Linked DNA regions of Homo sapiens: region 1 is linked to region 2. Evidence: chromatin loops called from intact Hi-C (ENCODE). Cell type or tissue: ascending aorta. All regions are shown on one strand. Region 1 holds the start of LOC101929388 (a long non-coding RNA gene). Region 2 overlaps LGR6 (leucine rich repeat containing G protein-coupled receptor 6).

Region 1 (5,000 bases), 79 kb after region 2:
GAAAGCTTGAAGGGATGAGTAACCCCTCCCTTCTCAGGCCCAGTCGCCAGGCGCAGGGCTACTTGCGTACGCCAGCAAGACAGCAGAAGCAGGAAAAGAGCCGGCCGGAAGACACCTACCCTGGTTGGAAGACACCTACCCCTGAAGATGGAGAAAGAGGCCATCCGGGTACCGCGTAGCAGTTACGTCAGACCGAGACGCCCCCTGTTTATAGGAGACAATAAAACCCCTGCCCCGTCCTCACTTGGGGCTGACGCCATTTTGGGGGCTGACGCCATTTTACGCCTCAGCCCGCCGGCACCCAGGCTCTTGTTAAAACGCACCGCTTCGTGTTAGCTGTTGGGGAGCTCTCGGGATTCCAACCGATACAAGAACCTTTCAGGTTCCTTCTTAACTTTGTGCCTTTGCAGCGTGTGCTGTTCCCTCTGTCTGAAACGTTATTCCCCGCCTCTTCACCTGATTCATACTAGTCTTTCAAGGCTCAACTCTGGTTCTGCCACCTCAAAAAATTTTGTTTAAAAAAAAAAAAAATAGAGCTGGGCCCCATGGCTCACGCCTGTAATCCCAGCACTTTGGGAGGCCGACGCAGGTGAATCACGAGGTCAGGAGTTCGAGACCAGCCTGGCCAATATGGTGAAACCCCCGTCTCTACTGAAAATATAAAAATTAGACGGGCGTGGTAGCCCACGCCTGTAGTCCCAGCTACTTGGGAGGCTGAGGCAGGAGAATCTCTTGAACCCAGGAGGCGGAGGTTGCAGTGAGCTGAGATCGCACCACTGCACTCCAGCCTGGGCGACAGAGCAAAAAAACTCTGTCTTAAAAAAAAAAAAAAAAAAAAAAAAAAGGATCAGGCTGGGCACAGTGGCTTACTCCTGTAATCCCAGAACTGTGGGAGGGGAGACCAAGGTAGGTGGATTGCTTTGGCTCAGGAGTTCGAGACCAGCCTGGACAACATGGCAAAACCAAAACCCCATCTCTACAAAAAAATACAAAAATTAGTTGGCGTGGTAGTGCACACCTATAGTCCCAGCTACTCAGGAGGCTAAGGTGAGGGGTGGCTTGAGCCTAGGAGGTGGAGGTTGCAGTGAGTTGCGATCAGGTCACTGCACTCCAGCCTGGGTGACAGAGCCAGACCCTTTCTCAAAAAACAAAAACAAAAACAAAAACAAAACAAAACAAAAAAACGGCGGAGGATCAATGACTGGTTAGATGAACGATCTCACAATAACATCATCATACATTATAGCTGTGTGAAGTCTTTTTTTTTTTTTTTGCAAATCCCCCTCACATTGACTATATATTTGATCTTCCCAACACCCTGTGAGGCAGGGAAGATAATTATCCCCACCTTGAAGATAGAGAAACTGAGGTGCAGAGAGGGCAAATGACACAGTAGTCACGATCAGAGCCAGGACTTGAAGCCACATTTTCTGTCACACAGGCCAGTGCTCTTCTTGCAGGATTGCAAAAAGCAAAATCTTCTCATCTGCCTTATAACTGGGGGAGTGGGGGACTTGACCTCTGTCCCCTGCCCTGTTATACCCAGGCAAAGGAGAATAATGGGGCTGAAAGTGGAAGCTAATGGTCTGGTTCTCCCAGCCACAAGGGCTGCCCACTTCCCAGAAAGTGTAGGGAAAATTGTCTGCATTGCCCAAAAGCTCCATGCCTAGTCCGAAAGCAAGACCTTTAGAAGCCCCAAGAACTCAGAATATGTGATTCACGATTTTTTTTAAAAAAGTAAACTTAATTAACAACCTTAAAAGTGTGAAGAAGTCCAGTGAAAGTCTAATTTTTTTCCCCTATGAAGTCCTCTTTGAGGCTGTGGATGAAATGTCAAATTCTCCTCACTCCTCCTCCCTTATTTTTGGCTGTCCCTGCTGCGCTGGTGCCCTAGGCAAATGTTTAGTCTGCCCCTGCGGGTGGGGAGCAAGCACAGGCTTGCCTGGCCTCTGGTCTTCCGACGTTGGCCTCTAGGGGCACACTGGGTTGCCTGGCCCTGTCCAGGGGTGAGGCTGGATGGAGGGAGAGGAGAGGGCTGGGGCCAGACGCCCAGCACTCATTGGGAAGGGGGGGCAGAAGCTGAGAGAGTGCAGGGAGGCAGGTTCTGCCACTGGGGCCGATCGATCGAGCAGCTGAGGGGTGCCAGGGACCAGACACAGAGGCAGGAGGGTAGAGGGCACCCAGGGAAGGAGTAGGAGAGGAAAGCCCTCACCACGGGGGGTGTGGCACAGCTGCTAGCCAGGACCCCCACAGCTGGCCCTCTGTGTAAGGTGGAATGGGGCCTAAATATCAGTCATGAGAAGGAAAGTCACCTTTTCCCACCTCATTTCTCCTTCCACCCAAGGAGAAGTCAGAAGTTGTCTGACTTCCACATCCACAGACTGAACAGCGCCAAAGTCTGAGAATATGAGAGGCCTTTGTTCGGACACACTGCATGCCCACTATGACTCAGTTTCCCCCACTAGCTAACTGCTGTGCCCCAATCTTGCCCCCCAACTTTGACTTCTCCCAAAATATCTGTTCACTCTCCCATCGGATGAAGTTGTACCTGATAATTAAGTTAGGTTCATCAAGCATGTATGAGGCACCTACTGTGTTCCAGGCCTTGGGCTGTGCATTATGTGGATGAAGCCCAGCGGCTCCCACTGGGCTGGGTTACATCACCCTGGAGCACCTGCTCCCGCTTCCACCCTCAGGCTGGGTCTGGCTTCCACGATGCCCCTGCTGGACAAGAAGGGAACTACAGGGCTCCTTGGAGGGAGGGATCTGTTATGGGTGGCCTGTGAGTCCCTGTGGACAGTCCCACCCCCAAGTAGAGAAAATGAGTATCTGAGCCTAGCCTCCTTCCCACCCACAGCAGAGCCCAGGGGCAAGAGCAGGCTAGGTAGAGGAGACAACCCCTTCCTGATGCTTCTTTTGGGCGGCAGTCTCCACCCCTAAACCCAGGCTCCAATGGCAGAACACCAGTCGCCCCAGGACCGCTGGCCTGGTGGCCTCACCTAGGGAGGTCCCATTCCCACAGTCCCCCAGTGGGGCGTGGGAGCACTCTTTTCCTGAAATATGCATAGGAGTGTACACAGCCACACACTGATGACAACAGAAAACCCCGGAGAAACCAAAGCCAGGAGCGGCATGCTGTCTGGAACGTGGACTGGGAGAGGGGGCGCCTGCAGAGGGAAGGGAAAGCTGAGGCAGGGGGCCCTGGGCTGTGACTCAGGCCCCAGGAAGCTGGTGACTCCCAGACCAGCCCTCTAATGACTCACAGCGACTGCAGGCTCGGCAGCTCCCACAGCGCCTCTGCGGGGATTCCTCCCAGCTGATTGTTCTGCAGCATCCTACGGGAGAAGAGAAAGGGCTTTAAGGACGCACATGGTATGCAGAGCTGGCTGGAGGGTGCTGACTCCTCCCTTGAACCCCCAGTCCCAAGCCAGACCCCTCCTTCTCACCCCAGCCTCAGAGCCCCAGAGAGAGTCTGGTCCAGCTCCCCTGCTTTGTTAGTGCAGATTCAGAGGCTGCTGAGGTCCCTGGGGTGTTGTACATGGGGCAGGGAGGCCCAGTGTTCAGGGAGAGCATCTCAGAAGGGACCCTAGGAGGAGGCAGGGGTGAAGAAGACCATGGAGAGGAAGGAGAGAAGACATTCTGAAGTCAAGAGTACTTGGGATTTTGTTAAAGTTTGGTCAGGAAGGATGTGGGAAAATGTAGGTTGTCAGTTTCCGTGTCTATTCATCTGAAAGGCTAAAGGTTTCTTTATGGAAGGGGAGGATGTGGATGAGGATAAGGCTGCCCTTAGGGTGTCAGTGCCCCAGGCAAATACATTTTTTTCAGCCTTTGTCTGTAGGAACAATTCGAAGTACTCCAGAGGAGTGTATCTGCACTATTCTCATGGCCCAATCTCACCTAATCCCTCAAAGAAGTGCTGTGCCAGCCAATGAAAACGATCTGCTCACTAGCTGTCCTCTGGGGACCAGGACCTAAGTCCCAAAACCCCACGATGACTCCATAGGCAGGAGTCCTGGAGCTCCTCAGGGCACCTGGGAACCCCATGTGTAGGGTAGAGGGTCAGAGAGCATGTACAAGGGGAGAAACAGGGCCTGGGGCGCCACTCCAGGTGGCACTGCTGACTCTAGCCAACCCCAGGCATCAGAGGGGACTTAGAAAGTTTTGAGGATAGCACTCGAAAGCGCAGGGAGTCCCCTGAGGCACAGAGCCCTGAGCAAGAGAAGGAACTGGGTAAAGACATAGGAGGAAAACCCTCCAGGCCTTTAGATCCAGAAATGAGAAGGAGAGCACACAGGGAGTTCATGGAAGAGCTGGGGAAGCAAGAAGGGAGGAAGTTGCTGACTGCCCTGGGCACAGTGAGTGAGCCCTACCCTAGGAGACTCAATTACCCCTTTATGGTGTATCCATCCATCTTTCAGAGGGGGAAGCCTTGGTGCACAATCATTAAGGTAATTCCACGCTTCAGGAAGAGTAGCCCAATTTCTGGTCCTTTAGTTTAATAATAGGAATGGCTAATGTGCCAGGTCCTGGTCTTAGAACTTGTATTAATTCAAACTCACCCTTGTTACAACTCCAACAGATAGGGATTATTATCATCCTCATGCTGAGGGTGCACACAACTGCTAACTGACAGAGCTAGGCTTTGAACCTAGAGAGTTTGGGTCCACAGTCTAGACACTTAACCATTACACCACAGCATCTATCATAGTGGTGGGATACAGCAGTGGCCAGAAAATGCTGAGCAGTAAGATGATGAGCCTGAGTTGTTTTCCATGCCTCCTATGTGACGTCCTGGTCAGAGTCACATGTCATCTCTCTTAAACTCCTCTTACGGGTATGTGAAAATCTCAAATATGAACCCAACCTCAGCATCACAAGAACAAAAGAATGCTGATCTCACTGTGGGAATGGGTGGGGATAGGAGGAGCCCTTCATAGAGGCAAGGCTACAGAAGGGAGAACAAAGAACAAAGACAGACTTTGGGGACCCCTGGGATTAGG
Region 2 (5,000 bases):
CTTGCCCTCGGAAAACTCCCAGTCTAAGGGAGGCTGACCCTGTTTCTGGCCCCAGAGAACTCCAAGTTGGAGGTTCTCTCACCTTAGAGAACTCCCAGCTGTGGGACATACACGACTCTTCTTCCGAAGAGCTGCAAGTGGGGTGAACCCTAACCCTCCTCTCAATACACCAGAACATAGAACGCATATAGGCCAGGCATGGTGGCTCACGACTATAATTCCAGCACTTCCGGAGGCTGAGGCGGATGGATTGTCTGAGGTCAGGAGTTTGAGACCAGCCTGGCCAACAAAGCAAAACCCCATCTCTACTACAAATACAAAAAATTAGCTGGGTGTGGTGGCACGCACATGTAGTCCCAACTACTTGGGAGGCTGAGGCAGAAGAATCACTTGAACCCGGGGGACGGAGGTTGCAGTGAGCTAAGATTGCTCTACTGCACTCCAGCCTGGGCAACAGAGCAAGACTCTCTCTCTCCCCAAAAAAACAAAAAAAAAACAAAAAAACACACACATGGTACAAATTAATACAGTACAAACCCAGATATTGAGGAAATGTTAAGTGAAGGACAGCACTGGAAAGAAAGGAAGGACAGGCTGCCATCAAGGAGTGGAGAGGGTATCAGAATTGGGAGCTATGGTGGGTAGGGACAGAGGCATGAGGGACTGCCCAGACAGTAACCAGTCTATGCCTGAGGCTCTGTTTCTCTCAGTCAGTCCCCAGTGATCCACTAAGTCCTCCACTGTGGGAGAGTCCTGACCAAATATTATACCAGGCTGGCTCTCCCTTGCTCTGTGAGAGGGGTACAGACCACATTGAATACTTGTCAGTCAATCAGTATTTCGGAGGTAAATTGCCTCAAGTACAGTAAATCAAAATACAGATGACTTCTGGGGTTTTCCAACCTAGGTCCACACGAGATGCGTGAGATCCTGGTGTTTTCCATCCCTCTCTCCAAAGTCTGTTCCTAAATCACCTTGTAACTTTGGAAATATTATTTCTTCATTTTCTTTGGCTTTCCACTCTTGTTCTTCAATGTGTTTCTTGGTAGCTTGGGAATTTGAGAGGCTTTTGTGGGAGCTATTTTTAAACCTTTTCTTTCTTATTACCAAATATAATAGGTGATAACTGTAGAAAATTTGAAAATATAACATGAAAACATTAAAATGACATGAGACTTCACCTCTCAGAGATAACTCATTATTTTGGTATGCTTCCGTCCAGTCTTTAAAAAATACATACATACATATAGGTTTTCAAGCTAAATTAAGATTTTACTGTTGTTATCATTTGGATATGGTTTGTCTGCACCAAAACTCATGCTGAAATGGAATCCCCCAATGTGGGAATGTTGGAGGTGGGGCCTAGTGGGAGGTGTCTGGGTCATGGGGACAGATCCCTCAGGAACAGATTAATGTCCTTCTGTGAGGGTGAGTGAGTTCTCAATCAATCCAGGGAATGGATTAGTTCCCTAGGAGTGGGTTGTTAAAGGGAGTCTGGCTTCTCTTTCACCCTGTGATCTATTTGCACATACCCACTCCCCTTCTGCTTTCCATCACAAGTTGAAGCAGCCTGAGGCCCTCATCACATGCAGCTGTCCAATCTTGAACCTCCCAGCCACCAGAATTGTGAGTCAAACAAAACTCTTTCCTTTATAAATTACCTAGCCTTAGGTATTCTGTTATAGCAACACGAAGCGGACTAAGACAACTGTATATGCGTTTCTCGTTCTCTTTAAGTCACATTTTTATCAAGCAGACTTTCCCAAATTTTTTCCCAGAGAAATATTTTTATATTACTCAAAACATATTTTATGTACCATAAAATGTACCATAATTATTTGACCATTTGGTGTGAGTTATTTTAGAAGCAAGCTCGAGTTGGACTTTGTCTTTTGGAACTTCCTCTTTTACCTCATCCCTGCTGATTACTGGTTTTCAGAGGTGAAATTTCCATGGCATTGTGAATGCAGCATGTGTGTTTTTCCAAGTCAGAAGCAGCACCTGCTTCCTCCAGGTTGGGTTAGTGCTCTGGCCCCAAGCTGGCACTAGAGGGCGTGCTGTTGTCACCAAGCACTGAAAACTCGGGCTGGGCAAGGCCAGGCAATCACTCTATAGGCTTTAGAGAGGGTAAAGGGAGAAGGCAAGGGTCCTGGGCCAGAGAAAGCTGGAAAACTGGAAAACGGAGGTGGAACGAAATAGAAGAAGCAAACTGTTCATCACTTCTGTTCATTCTGAAGAATCCCATCCTTGCCTAAGTAGCATGCTGCTTGCCACCTTCTGTGGCCTGTTAGCATTTTATATGCAAGCGAAGGGACTTCCTCACTCTAAATGTCTCAAGTTGAATTGCACCAAAGAGAAAGAGAATTTTCTTTTTTGCTTTCTTTATAGCAGGATGGATTTAGGTTAGATGCTAAAGGAGGCTTCCGCAACTATAAGCGTTAGATGGTGCTGTAAGGACTTACCCAGGGATACTATGGAGTTTTTCCACTGTGCAGAGTTTTAACAGAGACTGTAATCTTCCTGGGATGGAGCAGGGAGGGATGGAGAAGGTGACCTGTTGGAGTCCCACCTGGCTCTAGGATTCTGTGGTATGGGTCTTAGACTGAGGGATTACTCAAAAGCAGTCCCACGTGCCACCCTGAGCAATGGGGTCAAGGCATTCTTTCCTGCTTCTCTCCTGTGTAACAGTAGTTTTATCCTGGATGCATAAATGCTAATTGGCTGATTGCTTGACTTCGCCTCCATTCATGCTACTCCCCTCAAGCAGCCACCCAAGGGAAAGAACTCCAGTTCCTTCCCCAGGAATTACGAAAGGAGGGCCCTCTTGCAGCAGGCTGGGAGTCAGGCAAAGAATGTGGCTGCAGACATGCCAGGCTGAACTAATACCTCAACTAGGTGGTTGGGTGCCCTTTCTCCATTCCCCCTCGTCCCCATTCCCCAGACACCACCTCACCTGGAGTAGGGCTACACTGGACACTGGGGTGTGGCTTTGAGTCCTCCATCTCCAGCTGGAGCTCATCCAGGTCCTGGTCATCTGAAAGGAGAGACAAAGTGATGCAGGGTCCTGGGTCTTGGTGTCAGTCAAGCCCTACCTTTCTCCAAATGCCCCCTCCTTTAAGATGTCCCTTACTAACTCTGCTCAGCACTGTTCATTCTAGCAACCCGGCACATCCATTTCTACCCTTGGGGGTAAAGATTTGGTCAGCTTCCTATTATCCACATGTGGATTATCTGCACTGAAGAGTGCACAGCAAACATTTCACCTAGACCTTCTCTTTCTATTAGTCAGGGCTCTATGTCCTCTCCAGTCAGCCTTACCCACAAGTGCTGCTTCGAGTTGGAGTGGAAGCTGTTTCAATAATGTATGCTAGTGATCACACATTCTCTACTCTGGCTGGGCTGTCACTGTAATTTTGTGTCCAGTTGTGAAAACTACACATTAAGAAAAACATCAGTGAGCTGCAGTGTGTTTAGACGTGAACGAGTGAACTAGGGGGTGGGAGAGCAGAAGCCATTTGTGAGAGAAACAGTCAAAGCAACTGGGCGGTGTTTAACTTGGAGGAGGTAAGAGTAAGTGGGGGTATCATGGCCGTCCTCAAAGGGCTGAAGGACTGTTAGGGGTAAAGGAATTTGACTTCTACATGCTGTTTTGCCCCAGAGGGTAGAACCAGGATCAATGGATGGACTGTAGAACGAGGCAAATTATGATTCGAATGGAGACACTCTACTACTTCCTAACAAGAGTAAGTTCCCACAATTAGAGCTGTCCAGCAAAGGAACACCCCACCTTCAACAGGTGCAGAGTAGGTCCACATCTGCTGAGTGCAATTCTGGCACTGGGCAAATGCAGAAGAATTTCAGGGATGAATAAGAGATGGACCTGCTCTCAAAGAGCTTGTGGAGACTAATAAGGAAACAAATTGTCATGCTACAATGAGTGCCATCAACTAACAGATTTATTTACTAGCTAGAAGGGAATAATTTGAATGTTCCTAGCATAAAGAAAAGACAAATTTTTAAGGCAAAGGATATCCCGATTACTCTGATTTGATCTTTATATACATTATATGAATGTATTAAATAATCACATGTGCCCCCCATACATACATTTATTATGTATCAATTAGAAAAAAATTTTCAGCTAATAGATTCACTGAACAATAAGGGTTAACATTTCTTGAGTTCTTATTCGGCACCAGGTACTGTGCCCAGTCAGTCCTCATCTTCATGGTCCCATTAACCTTCACAACATCCATGTGAGGCAGGTGACAGATAAGGAGACTGAGGCTCATTGAAGTTAAGTGGCTTGCCTGCAGCCTCACAGCAATAGACTAGAATTCAGATGCAGGTTTGTCTGACTACAGAGCCCAGATGTTTAACCATCATGCTTTCCCAGGCAAGGGACTGATTACTTTGGGGGGTCAGGGGGTGGGGAGGGTTCAGGAGATTTACAGATGCATGAGCTGAACATAATTTGTCACTGATGATACTAAACAGAAAGTCCCCAATGGGAGAGAAAGCACTTCTACCTGAGTCAGAGGCTGGACTAGATCATCTTTAATGTTCTTTTCAATTCTAAGTCCAGGCTTTACACTTTTTTTTTTTTTTTGAGATGGAGTCTCGCTCTGTTGCCCAGGCTGGAGTGCAGTGGCATGATCTCGGCTCACTGCAAGCTCTGCCTCCTGGGTTCACGCCATTCTCCTGCCTCAGCCTCCTGAGCAGCTGGGACTACAGGCGCCCGCCACCACGCCTGGCTAATTTTTTGTATTTTTTTAGAGATGGGGTTTCATGGTGTTAGCCAGGATGGTCTGGATCTCCTGACCTTGTGATCCGCCTGCCTCGGCCTCCCAAAGTGCTGGGATTACAGGCGTGAGCCACCGTGCCCGGCCTTACACTTTTTTTTTCTTATTCACTTTTGCAGTGTTTCTCAAACTAGGGCCTGTGAACTCTAGGGGGTTGCAGACATGCTGGAGGTCCACAAATTCTATACGAATTTTGAA

Evidence for each region. A loop is a pair of places that touch in the nucleus more often than their neighbours do. Peaks named below come from ENCODE experiments on the same cell type or tissue, not always from the same donor. Only the 100,000 strongest peaks of a DNase experiment are listed, where the experiment ranks them.
Region 1: it touches region 2 in a loop (6-fold over the local background); 13 of 110 quality-filtered maps call a loop at or near these places.

Annotation. Positions count from the first base shown.
Region 1 is chr1:202,234,257-202,239,256 of GRCh38, reverse strand. LGR6 (leucine rich repeat containing G protein-coupled receptor 6) reads right to left here. Exons shown (of 18, transcript NM_001017403.2): 4 at 3,264-3,335. It overlaps LOC101929388 (a long non-coding RNA gene), which reads left to right and starts at 256. Exons shown (of 5, transcript XR_922425.3): 1 at 256-382. RefSeq lists enhancers at 1,828-1,877, 2,946-3,638. In ascending aorta, CTCF peaks have their summits at 1,974 and 2,731; DNase peaks (open chromatin) are centred at 66, 1,966, 2,726 and 3,216; H3K4me3 peaks cover 357 bases; H3K27ac peaks cover 4,765 bases.
Region 2 is chr1:202,312,836-202,317,835 of GRCh38, reverse strand. It overlaps LGR6 (leucine rich repeat containing G protein-coupled receptor 6), which reads right to left. Exons shown (of 18, transcript NM_001017403.2): 17 at 2,954-3,034. Among named protein-coding and RNA genes, the nearest start is that of UBE2T, 27 kb to the left of the region's middle. In ascending aorta, a CTCF peak has its summit at 2,050 (motif pointing right); a DNase peak (open chromatin) is centred at 2,055.